2 separate regions of the Homo sapiens genome follow, and region 2 is linked to region 1. The links are chromatin loops, found by intact Hi-C in ENCODE. Cell type or tissue: heart left ventricle. All regions are shown on one strand. Links, peaks and the distances in the headings refer to the core of each region. The heading gives the core; the rest is flanking DNA. Region 1 overlaps SLC26A9 (solute carrier family 26 member 9). Region 2 holds the start of PM20D1 (peptidase M20 domain containing 1).

The links. Hi-C counts contacts between places; a loop is a spot of excess contacts. Peaks named below come from ENCODE experiments on the same cell type or tissue, not always from the same donor. Only the 100,000 strongest peaks of a DNase experiment are listed, where the experiment ranks them.
Region 2: a loop joins it to region 1, with 2.4 times the contacts of the local background. A loop is called at or near these places in 4 of 110 quality-filtered maps.

What each region holds. Positions count from the first base shown.
Region 1 is chr1:205,904,584-205,913,804 of GRCh38, reverse strand. SLC26A9 (solute carrier family 26 member 9) reads left to right here. Exons shown (of 21, transcript NM_052934.4): 21 at 1-753. Among named protein-coding and RNA genes, the nearest start is that of SLC26A9-AS1, 26 kb to the left of the region's middle. In heart left ventricle, for the core only: a CTCF peak has its summit at 5,831 (motif pointing right); no DNase peak of the experiment used is centred there; H3K27ac peaks cover 449 bases.
Region 2 is chr1:205,846,660-205,855,880 of GRCh38, reverse strand. PM20D1 (peptidase M20 domain containing 1) reads left to right here and starts at 5,749. Exons shown (of 13, transcript NM_152491.5): 1 at 5,749-5,977; 2 at 7,910-7,996. The coding sequence starts at 5,809. LOC107985250 (a long non-coding RNA gene) reads right to left here and starts at 1,126. Exons shown (of 2, transcript XR_001738417.2): 1 at 1-1,126. RefSeq lists an enhancer at 5,526-5,820. In heart left ventricle, for the core only: no CTCF peak of the experiment used is centred there; DNase peaks (open chromatin) are centred at 5,650 and 6,062; H3K4me3 peaks cover 1,374 bases.

The sequences.
Region 1 (9,221 bases), core at 866-8,865:
GTGCTGGCCAAGAGCCAACACATTCTTGGCCCAGGAGCATTGCTTTTCTGTGAATTCATTATGCCATCTGGCTGCCAATGGAACTCAAAACTTGGAAGGCGAAGGACAATGTTATCTGGGATTCACCGTGCCCAGCACCCGAAGTGCCAAATTCCAGGAGGACAAGAGCCTTAGCCAATGACAACTCACTCTCCCCTACTCCACCTCCTTCCAAGTCCAGCTCAGGCCCAGGAGGTGGGAGAAGGTCACAGAGCCTCAGGAATTTCCAAGTCAGAGTCCCCTTTGAACCAAGTATCTAGATCCCCTGAGGACTTGATGAAGTGATCCTTAACCCCCAAGTAATCATTAACCCCCAGACCAGCCTCAGAACTGAAGGAGATTGTTGACCCAGTGACCTGGAGTTGAGGCTCAGGGAGAGATCTGCCACATGTCTGAGGGTTGCAGAGCCCGCTGTGGAGGTAAGATTGGAAACACATGAGGCAGAGGGAAGACATTGAAGAAAACATCTCTGCTGGAATATTTGGAAAAGAACACTCTTCTGGACCTGGTTGAAGCAGGAAAGATGGAGGCAAAGTAGTGAAATAATCCAGAATTTCAATGCTTTTGAATGTTCTTAGTGATACTGACCTGTGATAATATAATTCCCAGGGAGGACTGGGAACCTTATCTCTTGAGATATTTGCATAATTTATTTAATTTAAGCCTCATTCTCCTTTTGTTCATTTTGGTAATAAACTGGATTTGAATTGTGAACAAATGCACATGTTTGGGTGGTTTTATAGAAAAGCAAAACAAGTCACCTCCACAGAGACCTGGCCTTGCTTTGCATTATCCCGGGCGGGGGAAGCAACGAGGACTCAGATTTCTCTGTAGGTCTCCCAGCTCCTCTCCAGGTTCGATTTTCCATCCTGGGAATGCATAAACTTCCACAATCCAGCTAAAGAACAGAAACTGGGGAGAGAAGATTGGGCTGAGGGGTCCACACACCCAGGACGAGTATCTAGAGCCAACTCTGGATTTTTGTGGCTATAGGGGATGTCAAAGCCCCATCATCCCTCTGCATACCTTTCACTCACTAATTCTTTCACATTCATGGGATCCCATCGTTACTTAGCAAACCCTTCAGAATCCTTAGTGTGGGGCAGCACACAATCTAATCCCACCTTTCGCTCCCCTGTTTGTGAGACAATGCAAGGAGAGCAAAGCCATGGGATTCAAGTGTCATACAAGCTAGGTTGACTGTCAACTGTGTTTACCAGCAATCAGAAAGGGAAGAAGATAAGAGGAATCACGAAAAACAAAAAGCAAAGGCATAAAGGAGACAGAAAGAGGATGAAGTGGAAAGAGATGAAGGACCAGAGATTAGACAAAACAAAGAGGGAAGGGAGATGAATGGTCATTGGTATGGAGATACACAGGGCCAGGCACAGTGGCTCACACCTGTAATCCCAAAACTCTGGAGATTTAAAGGATTGCTTGAAGCCAGGAGTTCAACACCAGTCTGGCCAACCCATAGTGCGACCCCATCTCTTAAAAAAAAAAAAAAAAAAAAAAAAGATGGGGAGAACTAGAAGAAGGAGAAACAGTTGAAGGAAGAGGATACGTTGCAGAGGCAGAGAAGTCAATGAGTCCCAAAATGATATTTATTTAAGATAAACTAATCTTGCTTTACCTGCTATTCAGCTGAGCTGTGGGATTTGGGTAAATAAGCAATTAGCATCCCTCTCATAGGAGTTTTAGACTTTTTTTCTAATGATGCTATCTTAGCCTGATTCCCCCTGGATGCAGAACCTGAGACAAAAGTCTGCATGGGCTATTCAGGCAATGATTTCAGGGAGAGGAGTGATGGGCAAGAGTGAAAACAGGGAGGCAGAGAAAGCCAACACAAGAAAGAGCCACTGTGAAAGGCAAGTGGGGCTCTACCCCGCCAGTCCTTCCCAGGAGCCCTGTGAGAAGCATCTGCAAACTGTCCTAGAGAAACATTTAACCATCACACCCATAGTCCATTGATCAAGGATGGCCCTATGGGTATTAACTCTTCAACAAATGTAGGATGCATGGATATGCGTGCAGAGCAGTTCCCAAGGTGACCCATGCTAGGGCATCAATGACGCACCTGCAAGAAGGAAGAGGTATGGCATGGCTCCTGGGAGGGGCTGGCAGATAAGACCACCCAGAACCATTATTCCAACAGAGGCTTAGTAGGAGGGTTTTGAGTGGCACATAAGTAGCATCTGAATTGGGTACATTTCTTTAGCCTTTCATCTTCCAAACCCACTGTAACCTATGTAGTTGTCTAACTACAACATGGCATTAGTCGTATATTGAGGTAGTATAGAAGCATTTGTAAGACAGCCATCTCACCATTCTAGACTGGAATGGGGTAATTTTAAGACTGTGAATCCCTGAACATGCCCAAGAAGAGGTAAGCTAACCACCTGCCAGGGATGTTGTCAGAGGAGCTCCTGCTCTAGATGGTAGATCAAACAGGATGACACTAAGACCTTCTGTCTCTAAATTGCATAACATGAAAGCAGATTCTTTAGAATTATGCGAGTTACTTCTTACTTCCAGAGCTGGAAGTAAACACTTTTCCTTCAACAAAGATTTTTGTTTAAATAAGAGGTTTTTTTAAACAAACTTTTTACTTGGAAATAATTTCAAACGAATAAAAAGTTGCAAAACTAAAAGTATCACAGGAGGCTGGATGCAGTGACTCACACCTGTAATACCAGCACTTTGGGAGACCAAGGCAGGAAGATCATTTGAGGCCAGGAGTTTGAGACTAGCCTGAGCAACAAAAGGAGATCCCCACCCTTACCCCCCATTTCTACAAAGACAATTTAAAATTTTTAAAAATTAGCTGTGCACGATGGCACATGCCTATAGTCCTAGCTACCAGGAAGGCTGAGACAAGAGGATCACTTGAGTCCAGGGATTTGAGATTACAATGAGCTATGATCGCATCGCTGCACTCCAGCCTGGGCAACAGAGCAAGACCCTGTTTTCAAAAAGAAAAAAAAAATCACATAATAAACACTGTATGCTCTTTAATCTGGTTCACTTATGGTTAACATTTTACCCCATTTGCTTTATCATTTACTCTTTCATTGTCTCTCTTTTCTTTTTCTTTTTTTAGACAGTCTCACTCTTGTCGCCCAGGCTGGAGTGCAATGGTGTGACCTCAGCTCACTGCAACCTCTGCCTCCTGGGTTCAAGCGATTCTCCCTGCCTCAGCCTCCTGAATAGCTGGGATTACAGGCACCTGCCACCAGGCCTGGCTAATTTTTTTGTATTTTTAGTAGAGACAGGGCTTCACCATGTTGGCCAGGCTGGTCTCGAACTCCTGACCTCTGGTGATCTGCCCGCCTCGGCCTCCTAAAGTGCTGGGATTACAGGCATGAGCCACCACCACTGGCTTATGTCTCTTTTCTTTCTCTCTGTGGACATGCATAACTTTTTTCTGAGGCATTTGAGGATGAAGTCCTTTAACTTTAAATACTTCAGTGTGTATTTCCTGAGAGATAGTGTCTTACATAATCACAGTACAGTTATCAACTTAATGCATTTACATTGATCCAATACTTTTATCTAATCTACCATTCATATACCAATTTTGTCAGTTTATCTAATGAAGCATTTTTTCCTCTCCAGCACAGGATTTAATCTAAAGTCAGGTATTGAATTTATTTTCTTTTTTTCATTTATTTATTGAGACGGGGTCTCACTCCATCGCCCAGGCTGGAGCGCAGTGGAGCTATCACAGCTCAATGTAGCCTCAACCTCTGGGGCCAGGTGATCCTCCCACCTCACCCTCCCAGGTAGCTTGGACCATAGGTGCACACCACTACTCCTGGCTAATTTTTGGTATTTTTTGTAGAGATAGGATTTCTCCATGTTCCCCAAGCTGGTCTCAAACTCCTCAGCTCAAGCAATCCTCTTGCCTCGGCCTCCCAAAGTGCTGGGATTACAGGCATGAGCCACCATGCCCGGCCAGGTACTGAATTTAGTTGCATGTGTTTTAGTGTCCTGTTATCTGGAACGTGTCTACAACTCGTCTTTGTCTTTTACAGCATTGACATTTTTCTAAGATTGTGGTTCACCCACCCTTTCTTTGTATTCCTCATTTTGCATTTGTCTGATATTTCCTTATGATTATACTGAGGTTTTGCATTTTCTCCCAGAATACTCCATAGGAAATGCTCTGTCTTTTTCTGCCTAACACATCTGGAAGCACATAATGGCCACCAGTCTCTCATAGGTGAAATTAATTTTGATTACTCAGTTGGGGGTATTGCCTGATTTCTCCACTATATGATTACTGGGGTTGTTTTTTTTTTCTCCCTTGCAACTTATAGTTTGTGAGGACACACTTTAAGACCATGCAAATATTCTGCTGCTCATTAAAATTTCCCCTAGGTTAAGTATCCATTGACAATTCTTGTCTGATCCTATCAATACTACGATGATTGCAAAATGATGATTCTCCAATCCCAGCACACCCTCTACATTTACTAGTCCTAATAGGCATCCTACTATAACTAAGAACACTCGCTTCTCACCTTTTTCTACAATTTCCTCAAAATTGTATATGTATGTTTGTGTGCCTGTTTATGTGCACATGTATATGTATGAATATGTATATATGTGTGTATGTACATTTGTATGTACGGGTATGTAGCCCTGGGCCACATAACAATGTTTCAGTCAATGACAATCGCATATACAATGGGATCCCATAAGGTTATAGTTCTGTATTTTTATTGTACTTTTTGCTGTGTTTAGATACACAAATACTTAGCATTGTATTATAGTATGCAGTACAGTAACATGCTGTACAGGCTTCTAGCCTTGGAGCAATAGGCTATACCATGTAGTCAAGGTGTATAGTAGGCTATACCATGTAGTCAAGGTGTATAGTAGGCTATACCATCTAGGTTTGTGTAAGTACACTCTATGAGGTTCACACAATGACAAAATCACCTAAAGAGACTTTTCTCAGAATGTGTCTCCATTGTTAAGCAATGCATGAAGAGGGCCCTAACTAGACATCGAATCTGCCAGCAACTTGATCCTGGACTTCCCAGCCTCCAGAACAATGGTGTGTACATGGATATATTTCCTAGTGCTGACTGCTGAAAGTTCCAAGAAGTAATGACACCCAGTAAAAAGGAACAAATCTAGTACCCAGATTTCAGCTTCTAACACCATTCCTTTCTAAAAGGAGACAGAACTTCTTAAAAGAAATGGTTGATTCCAAGGCGGGGATAGGATTGGATACAAGATAAGTCTGGAACATATTTTTATACCAGAAAGCAAGGAATTGTTCCAAAAAATTGATGGGAGTATGTTACAAGGTCACAGGAACCAGATCAAAGTGGTCTCTACGTGCAATTTAAGCACCAAAATAATTAAATACAAGGATGAATTTTAAACCATTAAAAACAAGAATTGAGCTCATACCAACGATGATGAGAGAGAGAGAGAATTAGAAAGGCTTTCTAGTTGCTAGAGACTGTGTGTTTTGCCCCAAAATTCATATGTTGAAATCCTAACCCCCAAGGTGATGGTATTAAGGGCTTTTGGGAAGTGATTAGGTCATGAGGGTAGAGTCCTCATGAATGGGATTAGTGCCCTTATAAAAGAGACCCAGAGATATCTCACCCTCTGCCGTGTGAGGTTACAGTGAAATGACAGCTATCTATGGAAGAGGAAGAGGACTCTCACCAACATCAAATCTGCCAGCACCTTGATCTTGGAATTCCCAACATCCTTGGTTTCCCTTGATGTTGTCATCCCAACATCTGAGTTCTGGAAAGGTGTAGTGGCTACTGGCCCCCAGAGGAGGGCACACTGCAGAAGTGGCATGACAATGTGAGGAGTTCCACTGACCAGCTCCCCTGTGAAACTGGTGAAAATTACTAAAATAAAATAAAATAAAATAAAGCCTCGAGAAATAGTCCCAAGGGCAAACAGCAAATGAAGACACATCTATTCAAGAAAACCTATGAAAATTTAATAAGAAAGCAAAAGCTATAAGCCTAAAACATCTTTATGTTAGCCCCAAAGTACATCTATAATAGCCCCCAAGTACATCTTTATGTTCTAGGTGAGGATGGACCCTACAAGATATAGAGGAAGGTCAGTCCTTACTGCGGATAACTGAAACTGTGGGTTTCACTTTCCACAGTTTCAGTTACCCGCAGTCAACCCTGGTCTGAAAAATATTAAATGGAAAATTTCAGAAATACACAATTCATAAGTTTTAAATTGCATGCTGTTTTGGGTAGCATGATGAAATCTTGCACCATCCTGGTGTATGTTCTGCCTGGAATGTGAATCACCCCTTTGTCCAGCATATCCATGCTTATACACTATGTGCTCATTAGTCACTGAGTAGCATCTCAGTTATCAAATTAACTGTCACGGTATCACAGTGCTTGTGTTCAAGTAACCCCTATTTTACTTAGTAATAGCTCCAAAATAGGCCAGGCATAGTGGCTCATGCCTGTAATCCCAGCACTTTGGGAGGCTGAGGCAGGCGGATCATAAGGTCAAGAGATCAAGACCATCCTGGCCAACATGGTGAAACCTGGTCTCTACTAAAAATACGAAAATTAGCTGGGCGTGGTGGTGCACGGCTGTAGTCCCAGCTACTCAGGAGGCTGAGGCAGGAGAATTGCTTGAACTCAGGAGGCGGAGGTTGCGGTGAGCCCAGATCGTGCCACTGCACTCTAGCCTGGTGACAGAAGGAGACTACATCTCAAACAATAATAATAATAATAACAACAACCCCAAAGTACAAGCATTGTGATGCTGGTATATTGTTATAATTGGTCTATTTTATTATTAGTCGTTAATATATTACTATGCCTAATTTGTAAATTAAACTTTATCATAGGTATGTATAATATATACAGCAAAAAGGCCGGGCACGGTGGCTCACGCCTGTAATCCCAGCACCTTGGGAGGCTGAGGCGGGCGGATCACGAGATCCGGAGATCGAGACCATGCTGGCTAACACGGTGAAAACCCATCTCTACTAAAAATACAAAAAAAAAAAATTAGCCAGGCATGGTGGCAGGCGCCTGTAGTCCCAGCTACTCGGGAGGCTGAGGCAGGAGAATGACGTGAACCTGGGAGATGGAGCTTGCAGTGAGCCGAGATCACACCAGTGCACTCCAGCCTGGGCGACAGAGCGAGACTCCGTCTCAAAAAAATATGTATGTGTATATATATACATATATATACATATACATATATATATATGTATATATACATATATATATATACACATATATATATATATATACATATATATATATATACACACACACACATATATGCAGCAAAAAAATACTATAAACAAGGTTTTGTACTATACAAGGTTTCAGGCATCTATTGGGGGTAGATGGAATATGTTACCCACAGATAAGTGGGGGACCACTGTAGGTTTTTTTAATTTAAGAATATGGTATTTCTTCCCATTTGTTTAAGTCTTCTTTTGATAATTTCATAAGTGTTTCCATATACCTCTTACACACTTCTTTTTTTTGGAGACAGAATCTCGCTCTGTCGCCCAGGCTGGGGTGCAGTGGCGTGATCTCGGCTCACTGCAATCTCCATATCCCAGGTTCAAGCGATTCTCCTCTCTCAGCCTTCCGGAGTAGCTGGGACTACAGGCATGCACCACCATACCCAGCTAATTTTTGTATTTTTAGTAGAGACTGGGGTTTCATTATGTTGGGCAAGCTGGTCTCGAACTCCTGACCTCAAGTGATCTGTCCGCCTCAGCCTCCCAAAGTGTTGGGATTACAGGCGTGAGCCACCATGCCCAGCCAGCACTTACACATGTCTTAAGTTTAACCCTAAATGTTTTTTACTGCCTTTATAAATGGAATTTCTTTTATTGTATTTTCTAACTGGTTGTTGTTGTTTACATACATAAAGGCTATCAATTCTGTATATTAATTGTGCATCCAGATTACTTACTGAATTCTCTTACAATGTTAGTAGTTTTGCTTTTGATTGCTTCAGCTTTTTCAGCTATACATTCTGTCTGCAAATAATTATAACTGTACCTCCTTTCCAAATTTTATACCTATAATTTTTTCTCTTATCTAGTTGCCTTGACTAGTATCTGCAAAACAATGTTAAATAATAGTGAAGACAGTAGACATTCTTTATTATTATTATTACTATACATTAAGTTCTGGGGTACATGTGCACAACGTGCAGGGTTGTTACATAGGTATACATGTGCCATGTTGGTTGGCTGCCCCCATCAATTCGTCATTTATATTAGGTAGTTCTCCTAATGCTATCCCTCCCCCACCCCCCACCCCCCGACAGGTCCCAGTGTGTGATGTTCCCCTCCCTGTGTCCATGTGTTCTCATTGTTCAATTCCCACTTATGAGTGAGAACATGCAGTGTTTGGTTTTCTGTCCTTGTGATAGTTTGCTGAGAATGACGGTTTCCAGCTTCATCCATATCCCTACAAAGGACATGAACTCATCCTTTTTTATGGCTGCATAGTATTCCATGGTGTATATGTGCCACATTTTCTTTATCCACTATATTATTATGGACGTTTGGGTTGGTTCCAAGTCTTTGCTATTGTGAATAGTGCCACAATAAACATGCATGTGCATATGTCTTTATAGCAGCATGATTTATAATCCTTTGGGTATATACCCAGTAATGGGATTGCTGGGTCAAATGATGTTTCTAGTTCTACATCCTTGAGGAATCGCCACACTGTATTCCACAATGGTTGAACTAATTTACACTCCCACCAACAGTGTAAAAGCTTTTCTATTTCTCCACATCCTTTCCAGCATCTGTTGTTTCCTGACTTTTTAATGATCACCATTCTAACTGGCATGATGGTATCTCATTGTGGTTTTGATTTGCATTTCTCTAATGACCACTGATGAGCAGCATTTTTTCATATGTCTGTTGGATGCATAAATGTCTTCTTTTGAGAAGTGTCTGTTCATATCCTTTGCCCACTTTTTGATGGGGTTGTTTGTTTGTTTAAGTTCTTTGTAGATTCTGGATATTAGACCTTTGTCAGATGGATAGATTGCAAAAATTTTCTCCCATTCTGTAGGTTGCCTGTTCGCTCTGCTGATAGTTTCTTTTGCATGCAAAATCCCTTAGTTTAATTAGATCCCATTTATCTATTTTGGCTTTTGTTGCCATTGCTTTTGGTGTTTTA
Region 2 (9,221 bases), core at 702-8,701, 58 kb after region 1:
AGTTCCTTGAGGTGTGATCTTAGGTTCTCTATTTGTGTTCTTTCAGACTTTTTGATGTAGGCATTTAATGCTATGAAATGTCGTCTTAGCACCACTTTTGCTGTATCCCAGAGGTTTTAACATGTTCTGTCACTATTATCATTCAGTTCAAAGAATTTTTTAATTTCCATTTTTATTTCATTGTTGATCCAAAGATCATTCAGGAGCAGATTATTTAATTTCCACATATTTGTATAGTCTTGAGGGTTCCTTTTAGAGTTAATTTCCAATTTTATTCCACTGTAGTCTGAGAGAGTACTTGATATAATTTTGATTTTCTTAAATTTATTGAGATTTGTTTTGTGGCCGATCAAATGGTCTATCTTGGAGAATGTTCCATGTGCTGATGAAAAAAATGTATATTCTGAATTGTTAGGTAGAATAGTCTGTAAATATCAGTTAAGTCCATTTGTTCTAGGGTATAGTTTAAGTTCATTGCACTCCAGCGTGGGTGAAAAGAGCAAAACTCAATCTCAAAAAAAAAAGACTCACTACTAAGATGGTCAATATCTCAAGCTCAGGCTTGGTCAGACCTATAACATGCTATCACAAGTATGTGTTAAAGGGCTATGCAGATGAGGGATGCATTAAATTTTGACCATAGGAGGCCTCATTAACCAAATTATATTAAATTATTATATTAAATTAGTAGGCCTCATTAACCAAATTATATTTAAATATTATATTAAAAAGTTCAGAGACATTTTTCTTTTTAAAAAGCCACACATCTAGTGTATGTGTTATGTGAACACAGATTATTCTGTTTAGCACAAGGTGCTTCTGCATGCAGGTGTAGATGTTCCCAGGGTCAATTATTCAAGTGACCTTAGCTACATAGGAGAAATAAATTTTATCTGTCTCTGGGCTTTTTGGAAGAATTCACATATAATTCTGTGGATACCCAAAAACTGAAGAAGAATATGGTTTTATCTTGTCACTTAGCTTATCTAGTTTACTGTCACTATACATTTCCTTTCCTATGTTTGTCTCCTATTTAGTAAAGACTTCCAGCCTTTTCAGCCTGGCCTCAGCTTGGCTACTGGGCATTAATCCCTGAGCCACTCATTTTTGTTTTTTCCTTCCTTCCTTTCTTTTTTTTTTTTTTTTTTTTTTTTCCAGAGACAAGGTCTTGCTCTCTCACTTACGCTTGAGCACAGTGGCACATTCATAGCTTACTGCAGCCTTGAATTCCTGGAATCCAGCAACCCTCCCACCTCAGCCTCCTGTAACTAGGACTACAGGTGCTCGCCACCATGCATGGCTAATCCCAGAGCCATTTGTCCCAGGGTGTTAGAGAGGGGGCTGCTTGCTGCTCCTAGGCCACCTTCTCCCACCTCTGACAACTTTGGAGGGGTTGTTTTTAATTAGATTTAGGAAGGTAATCTCATCACTCTCCATGAGATTTTCATAAGGGGAGGGAGGAGTTCCAAGAATCCTTTTTTCCTCTGACCCATCCTTCCTCAGCTCTGTACTCAATGGGTGGTAGGGATGAGGGAAAAAGACTGATGTTATAGCTCAAAGTTGTTGACTGCCTAGAGGCCTAGAAATGTGTTAGTAATGAATCTGGGGTAGGCCTGAGTACGTGGAGTGTATATGTACCGGTGTGTTTGGGTGTGTAAGGAGGTAGGGGTGGGAGGAGCATGGAACATAGTTCTGGGCAGTTGCACAAGTAGAAGGAAATCCTAGTTCTACTTTTTGATGATTTAACATTTATTGAATGACACATATGTAGGGCAAAGTTTGAGAGAGTTTATACTCTAATGCAATGGCTGGATGAACTCTCAATCGTTGCCCTACATATGGTGGCTTAGTTTTTCCAAGAGCAAATCTACAGTCTCTACTCTGCCCATGGGAATTAGATTGTCCTCTGATCAGTCACAAAATAAACTTCTTTATCACTTTGTAAAAGAACTGTGTCTCCATTGCTATTTCTACCACCCACCCCTTGCCCCTGATTTGCAGCTGACCTTTATGAATGTATTTTCCGAACTCAGCCAGGGCTGTAGTATTGGACTTCTCAGAGCTAAAAGTCACTGTTGGAATCTGGATGGCACCTGTCAGAGTCAAATGGTCAGAGATGAAAGACTGAACATGAATTAATCATTTTTTTTTCTACAGTCCTCTGTGCACAAAAAGTTCTTTTGCCTTCATTATCGTATTGCAGAGGGCAAAACACTAATATGAGGTAGGCACTATTGTTTTCTCTAATTCGAAGATAAGGGAAAAAGCTTGAGTCCAGGAGTTCAAGAGCAGCCTGGGCAAAATAGTGAGACCCTATCTCTACAAAAATAATAATAAATTTAAAAATAATAAATACATAAAATAAAAAGTATCTTTTTAAAAATTTTTAAAGTTTGGTAGAGATTAAGCTATTTTTTACTAAAAATTCATATATATATATATATTTATGACCTTGGACTAGATTTGTTAAGATTTTTTAAGCAAGAAAACATCACTAATTATAAAAGAATATAATAATAAATTCAACTATATTATTAAGACTTCAACCCATCAAAAGGCCATTAAAAAAATAAAAACACAAGACACAAATGAAGAGAAATATTTATAATTTAAATAAAACTGACAAAATTTTAGACTCCACAATATATAGAAACCCTTAAAATTCAATAAGAAGACAGCTCTAAACAAAAATGGGCAATAGATATGAACAGTCATTTTACCAGAGAAACATGAATGGCAAATAAGCATATTTAAAGATGTTTAGGCCAGGCATGGTGGTTCAGCCTGTCATCTCAGCACTTTGGGAGACCAAGGCAGGAGGATCATTTGAGGCCAGGAGTTCAAGACCAGTCTGGGCAACATAGAGAGACACTGTCTCTATAAAAAAACTTCTAAAAATTAGCTGAAGGTGTTGGTGTTCACTTGCAATCTTAACTACTCAGAAGGCTGCGGCAAGAGGATTCTTTGAGCTCAGGAGTTGGAGGCTGCAGTGAGCTATACTTGTGCCACTGAACTCCAGCCTGGGTGACAGAGCAAGACCCTATGATAAATAAATAAATAAATAAATAAATAAAGCTTAAACTCTTTAACAAACTAGAGAGTACAAAATAATACCACAAGGAGATATTTTCCAGGCACTAAATGGGCAAAATGAAGATATTGGAAATGCCAATGCCAAGAGCTAGTGAGAAAGTGAAGCAACAGGAACTTATATACTATGCACTACCTTGCTGATTAGTATAAATTGTTCCAATCACTTTGGAAAATAATTCAGCCTTCTCTTGTAAAATAGAACATACAGTACAACACAGCATTTTCACTCCTAGATATATATTCCAGAGAATCTCTTTTACCTGTGGCCCAGGAGACATGTACAATAATGTCAATAGACTGTAGCAAGATATAACAGCATGCATAAATCCCACAAACAGTGTTGGGTAAAAAGAGCAAATTGCAGAAGACTACACACAACATGATGTCATTTTTATAAGATATACACACACACACACACTATACATATATGTATATCATACATATGTTGTAGAACTATTTAAAACACACAACACGGTCATACAATTACCTTGGGCAGGGAGTTGGAAAATAAAGGCAATAGAACACATGCACCTTCAATGCTACTGATAATTTTCCATGATTGGCTAGATCTGGGAACAGTGTGGGAATTAGACAGATTGCAAGAATTGGAGCAGTGACAGGAGAAAAAATGCAGTTTGACCAGTTAGGTCTAAACTCCAAATCACGGGTGTTCATGTTATTATTTACTTTACATACACGTTGTACGTACTCTTAATTATCAAATATTATGTGATAAGATAATTTAAAGAATATTTAAGGACCAGGAAGTGTTTATGACATAATGTTAAAGGAAAAAAAGCAGAACATAGAACTTTGGATGCAGTATATGCATCTGTTTCATTTTAAAACAGGGACATCCTTCATTTGTGGGTATTTGTGTGCAGAGAAAAAAGATTGGATAACATCAAAATATGATGAGTGAACGTCTCTGGATATTGGGATAGCATGTGATTTTTTTCTTTATACTTAATGTTCCAAATATTTCACAAGGGCATAAATATACATGAATTTTACAATCATAAAAATTGTGCTGGGTGTGGTGGCTCATTCCTGTAATACTAGCACTTTGGGAGGCTTAAATGGGAGGGTTGCTTGAGTCCAGGAGTTCAAGAGCAGCCTGGACAAAATAGTGAAACCCTATCTCTACAAAAATAATAATAATTTTAAAAAATAATAAATATATAAAATAAAAAGTCTCTTTTAAAAAAATTTTAAAGTTAGGTAGAGATTAAGCTACTTTTTACTAAAAATTATGTCAATGTTCATGTTTAAATTTCAACTCTATTTTTAACATTCTAAATCTTAAACTAGGTGGTGAATCCAGAAATGTTCATTATGTTATTTTTTATATCTTTATAATATGTGAAGTATTTCATGATACTGTTTTAAAGTTGCTATTAAAAAGTAACTAGGCAGGGTGTGGTGGCTCACGCCTGTAATCCCAGCACTTTGGGAGGTCGAGGTGGGCAGATCACCTGAGGTCGGGAGTTCGAGACCAGCCTGACCAACATGGAGAAACCCCATCTCTACTAAAAATACAAAATTAGCCAGGCATGGTGGTGCATGCCTGTAATCCCAGCTACTTGGGAGGCTGAGGCCAGAGAATTGCTTGAAACTGGGAGGCGGAGGTTGCGGTGAGCCGAGATCGCCCCATTGCACTCCAGCCTGGGCACCGAGAGAGAAAAAAAAAGAAAAGAAAAGAAAAGTAACTACATGGCTGAATTTTTTTTTTTAAGCAAATCTTAAATGAAATGCAAACACCAGGACTGTGAACCTGTAGCTTTGGTCACAGGTAGCAATATGGCCTTACTGGTTGTATAGCACTTACTGAATTTTTCTTGAGAATTCTAAAATTTGAGAGTGATGCCAGATAAAATTGCATCAAGAAATCTGAAAGGAACGATTTATTCTGGCTTCAGGAAATCTGATTTTATATTTCTGTGACATAAGACAGGTTTTCTTTTTTCCAGAATGATCCTCTACTCTGAATAACCATAAAATTTCACTTGTGGAATACATCAAAATTATTTATACATCAAAATTCTCTTAAATATTTTATAGTAATCTTTCTAAAAATCCTTCAGTCTTACTGTACTTGTCTAGAGTTGCAAAAATGTAGTGTTAACATTAATATTAAAAGCACTTTCAATGAAATTTCTAAACAGGAGCCAACCCTCTGAGCTGGTATTTCAAAGCAGTATCTATAAACAGAGCAATTTGTTCCAATTTCAGATGAAATCAAGCTGGGAACCTAGAGAGCTCCCCCGCCCCAGGATCTAGGGAATTGTAGTCAGGTTCTAAGCTTCGGAAAAAACGAGCAGCAGAGTATGGTCTGATAAGCTTCGTGCATTTTATTTTGCTTTTCCTCCTTTATTTGATTTGTTGTCATACAGGAAAGGATTTATGGGTGAGAGATCAAGTGCGGACCAGACATGACTCTAGCCTGGAGCCCGACCTCACCTCTGCTCTGCAGGAACTGCTGGCCTCAGCACGAAAACCCACAACCCTCGAAAGGCCTTAAGGATCCTGGGCGGGGTCATTCTGTCAATTGGTTGTTCCGCTGTCCTAGCGAAGCGATGATTGGTCAGATCTGGATATGGGGTGTGGCTAAGGCTGTTTGCCGGAATAAGAGCAGAGCTAGGGCCAAGAAACGCTAGTCTGGGCGTTTAGGTCAGAACTACCCCGGTAGCCTGACAGCAGGAGCTCGAGAGAAGCATGGCTCAGCGGTGCGTTTGCGTGCTGGCCCTGGTGGCTATGCTGCTCCTAGTTTTCCCTACCGTCTCCAGATCGATGGGCCCGAGGAGCGGGGAGCATCAAAGGGCGTCGCGAATCCCTTCTCAGTTCAGCAAAGAGGAACGCGTCGCGATGAAAGAGGCGCTGAAAGGTGAACCCGGGTCCCCTTCACCCACCTATGCTCATATGTGGGTCCCTCCCTCCCCAGGTCAACCCGTGACTCCCCGCTTCCGCCGCAAAGCATCTGCTACTGCAGCTGGAGCCCCGACACGCACCCCAGCCCGGCCCCAACACCCTTCCCAGCACATCGTGCCCCTGTCTGGGGACGCCACACTTCCCCCATACCTGGCTCCTGGAACTCTGGTGTGCCCTGCCTAACCTGGAAGCTCCAACTTCACCCCTCTTGGCGTGACCACCGTCCATTCTTTCCCCTGCTTGCCTCGAGTATTACACCAGCTTTCATTTGTACATCAATTTTAACCTTTGAAAGTTTGCATGCCTGATAAATTACTGCGGTGTCGTAAAATAAGACAAATGATATTAGTCTTATCTACAAAGGAGAGAAATTGAGGCTTAGGTCAGCTAAATGATCTTCCCCAGGGCCCCACAGCAAAGAGTGGGCAGTGGGTGACAGCATCTAGTGCCTGTCGGACTCGCTGGGATCAGATGGCTCTAAAGAAAGGGAGTGGAGTGTTCCCGGGGTGTGGGATGTTCCTAATTCTCAATCATAATTGAAGAACATGTCTCCTCTAGATCTCTAATCCAGACCAAAAATTCATCCCTGTTCTGAATCTGCATTTTCCAGGAAACAGGAAAGTTTCTGTTGAGTGCTAGATCCTATGGGATGAAATCCTTCTTTACCATTCAGCTTAGCTCCAGTCTTTTCCCTTTCATTAAGTAATGGATTAAGAGAGACTGCCTGCATAAACATATAGAAGCAGATGCAGGGACCAAAAGCTAACCCCAATAGTTGGATATAGATTGTTCATATGCTAGAGTGACAAGCCTGGGAGGCAGAGCAGGGCTTTCCCAAAGCATAAATAATTCTCTAAAAGGCATTAGACAGCCACTCACAGTCTGCACAGAAGAGAACAAAAGCTACATAAGCTAGAATAGGGACCTCATAGCAACACAGCTTGGAACTCTGAGCAGGGGACAGAACACCTGAGATCAGATCCTTGGGTCTGCCCTTGAGTAGGCACTTGAATCTTTCTGAACCTCGGCTTCCCCATCTATCTGGTGGGCTATGCTATTGTAGGGTTGATCCTTAGCAAAACTGATGAAGTTTGTCTTTCAGAGACCCTTCCTGCCTCAGGTGAATTTGTTTGCACTGTGTTCTTGGAGAGCAGTCTAATTCAATATTCTCATGATTCATGCTTTCCCTCCCAGTGGTTTTGTCTTTGATCATGGAACTCTTTAAAACTGTAAAGTCTTAAAGACTCAAAGGGATGAGCCCAGTGAAGGTTCAGGAACTGAGACAACTGAGTAAGGAGGGTGAGATTATTTTAGGACTGAGGAGTTTGTTTGGAGGCTTCTAAATCCACCCCTTCCCAGGCATTATATGCCCAAAAAGCTGGTCTTGGTTGACAGACTAGTGAGACTCTGCATAAGGAATAAGCCTTTACATACAAAAACACACAAGCCTCATTGATGTAGGGACCCAGGACAGTGGGTGCCTTGAGAATGATGAAGCTTGGATTCATCAAAGCAATTGGTGATTTCAGAGGTAGTGAGGCCTTAGGAAGCAATTTATAGTAGCTTCCCTTCAAGACCAGGATCCAAAAATCCACTTCCCTCCAATCTTAGACTGTATTTGCCTTTAAGAACCATATCAGCCTAAACAAACCCAGAAGACATAGGTTTAAATCTATAGTCTGCCTGTTGCTCAGACAGCTCACCTAACCTCTCCAAGCATTTTCCCTCATCTTCGAATTAGAGGAAACAATAGCGCCTACCTCACATTAGTGTTTTGCCCTCTGCAATATGATAATGAAGGCAAAAGAACTTTTTGTGCACAGAGGACTGTAGAAAAAAACAATGACTAATTCATTTTCAATCTTTCATCTCTATTTGACTCTGACAGGTGCCATCCAGATTCCAACAGTGACTTTTAGCTCTGAGAAGTCCAATACTACAGCCCTGGCTGAGTTCGGAAAATACATTCATAAAGGTCAGCTGCAAATCAGGGGCAAGGGGTGGGTGGTAGAAATAGCAATGGAGACACAGTTCTTTTACAAAGTGATAAAGAAGTTTATTTTGCGACTGATCAGAGGACAATCTAATTCCCATAGGCAGAGTAGAGACTGTAGATTTGCTCTTGGAAAAACTAAGCCACCATATGTAGGGCAAAGATTGAGAGTTCATCCAGCCATTGCATTAGAGTACAAACTCTCTCAAATTTTGCCCTACATGTGTGTCATTCAATAAATGTTAAATCATCAAAAAGTAGAACTAGGATTTCCTTCTACTTGTGCAACTGCCCAGAACTATGTTCCATGCTCCTCCCACCCCTACCTCCTTACACACCCAAACACACCGGTACATATACACTCCACGTACTCAGGCCTACCCCAGATTCATTACTAACACATTTCTAGGCCTCTAGGCAGTCAACAACTTTGAGCTATAACATCAGTCTTTTTCCCTCATCCCTACCACCCATTGAGTACAGAGCTGAGGAAGGATGGGTCAGAGGAAAAAAGGATTCTTGGAACTCCTCCCTCCCCTTATGAAAATCTCATGGAGAGTGATGAGATTACCTTCCTAAATCTAATTAAAAACAACCCCTCCAAAGTTGTCAGAGGTGGGAGAAGGTGGCCTAGGAGCAGCAAGCAGCCCCCTCTCTAACACCCTGGGACAAATGGCTCTGGGATTAGCCATGCATGGTGGCGAGCACCTGTAGTCCTAGTTACAGGAGGCTGAGGTGGGAGGGTTGCTGGATTCCAGGAATTCAAGGCTGCAGTAAGCTATGAATGTGCCACTGTGCTCGAGTGTAAGTGAGAGAGCAAGACCTTGTCTCTGAAAAAAAAAAAAAAAAAAAAAAAAAAAGAAAGGAAGGAAGGAAAAAACAAAAATGAGTGGCTCAGGGATTAATGCCCAGTAGCCAAGCTGAGGCCAGGCTGAAAAGGCTGCAAGTCTTTACTAAATAGGAGACAAACATAGGAAAGGAAATGTATAGTGACAGTAAACTGGATAAGCTAGGTGACAAGATAAAACCATAGTCTTCTTCGGTTTTCGGGTATCCACAGAAGTTTATGTGAATTCTTCCAAAAAACCCAGAGAGAGATAAAATTTATTTCTCCTATGTAGCTAAGGTCGCTTGAATAATTGACCCTAGGAACATCTACACCTGCACGCAGAAGTACGACCTTGTGCTAAACAGAATAATCTTTATG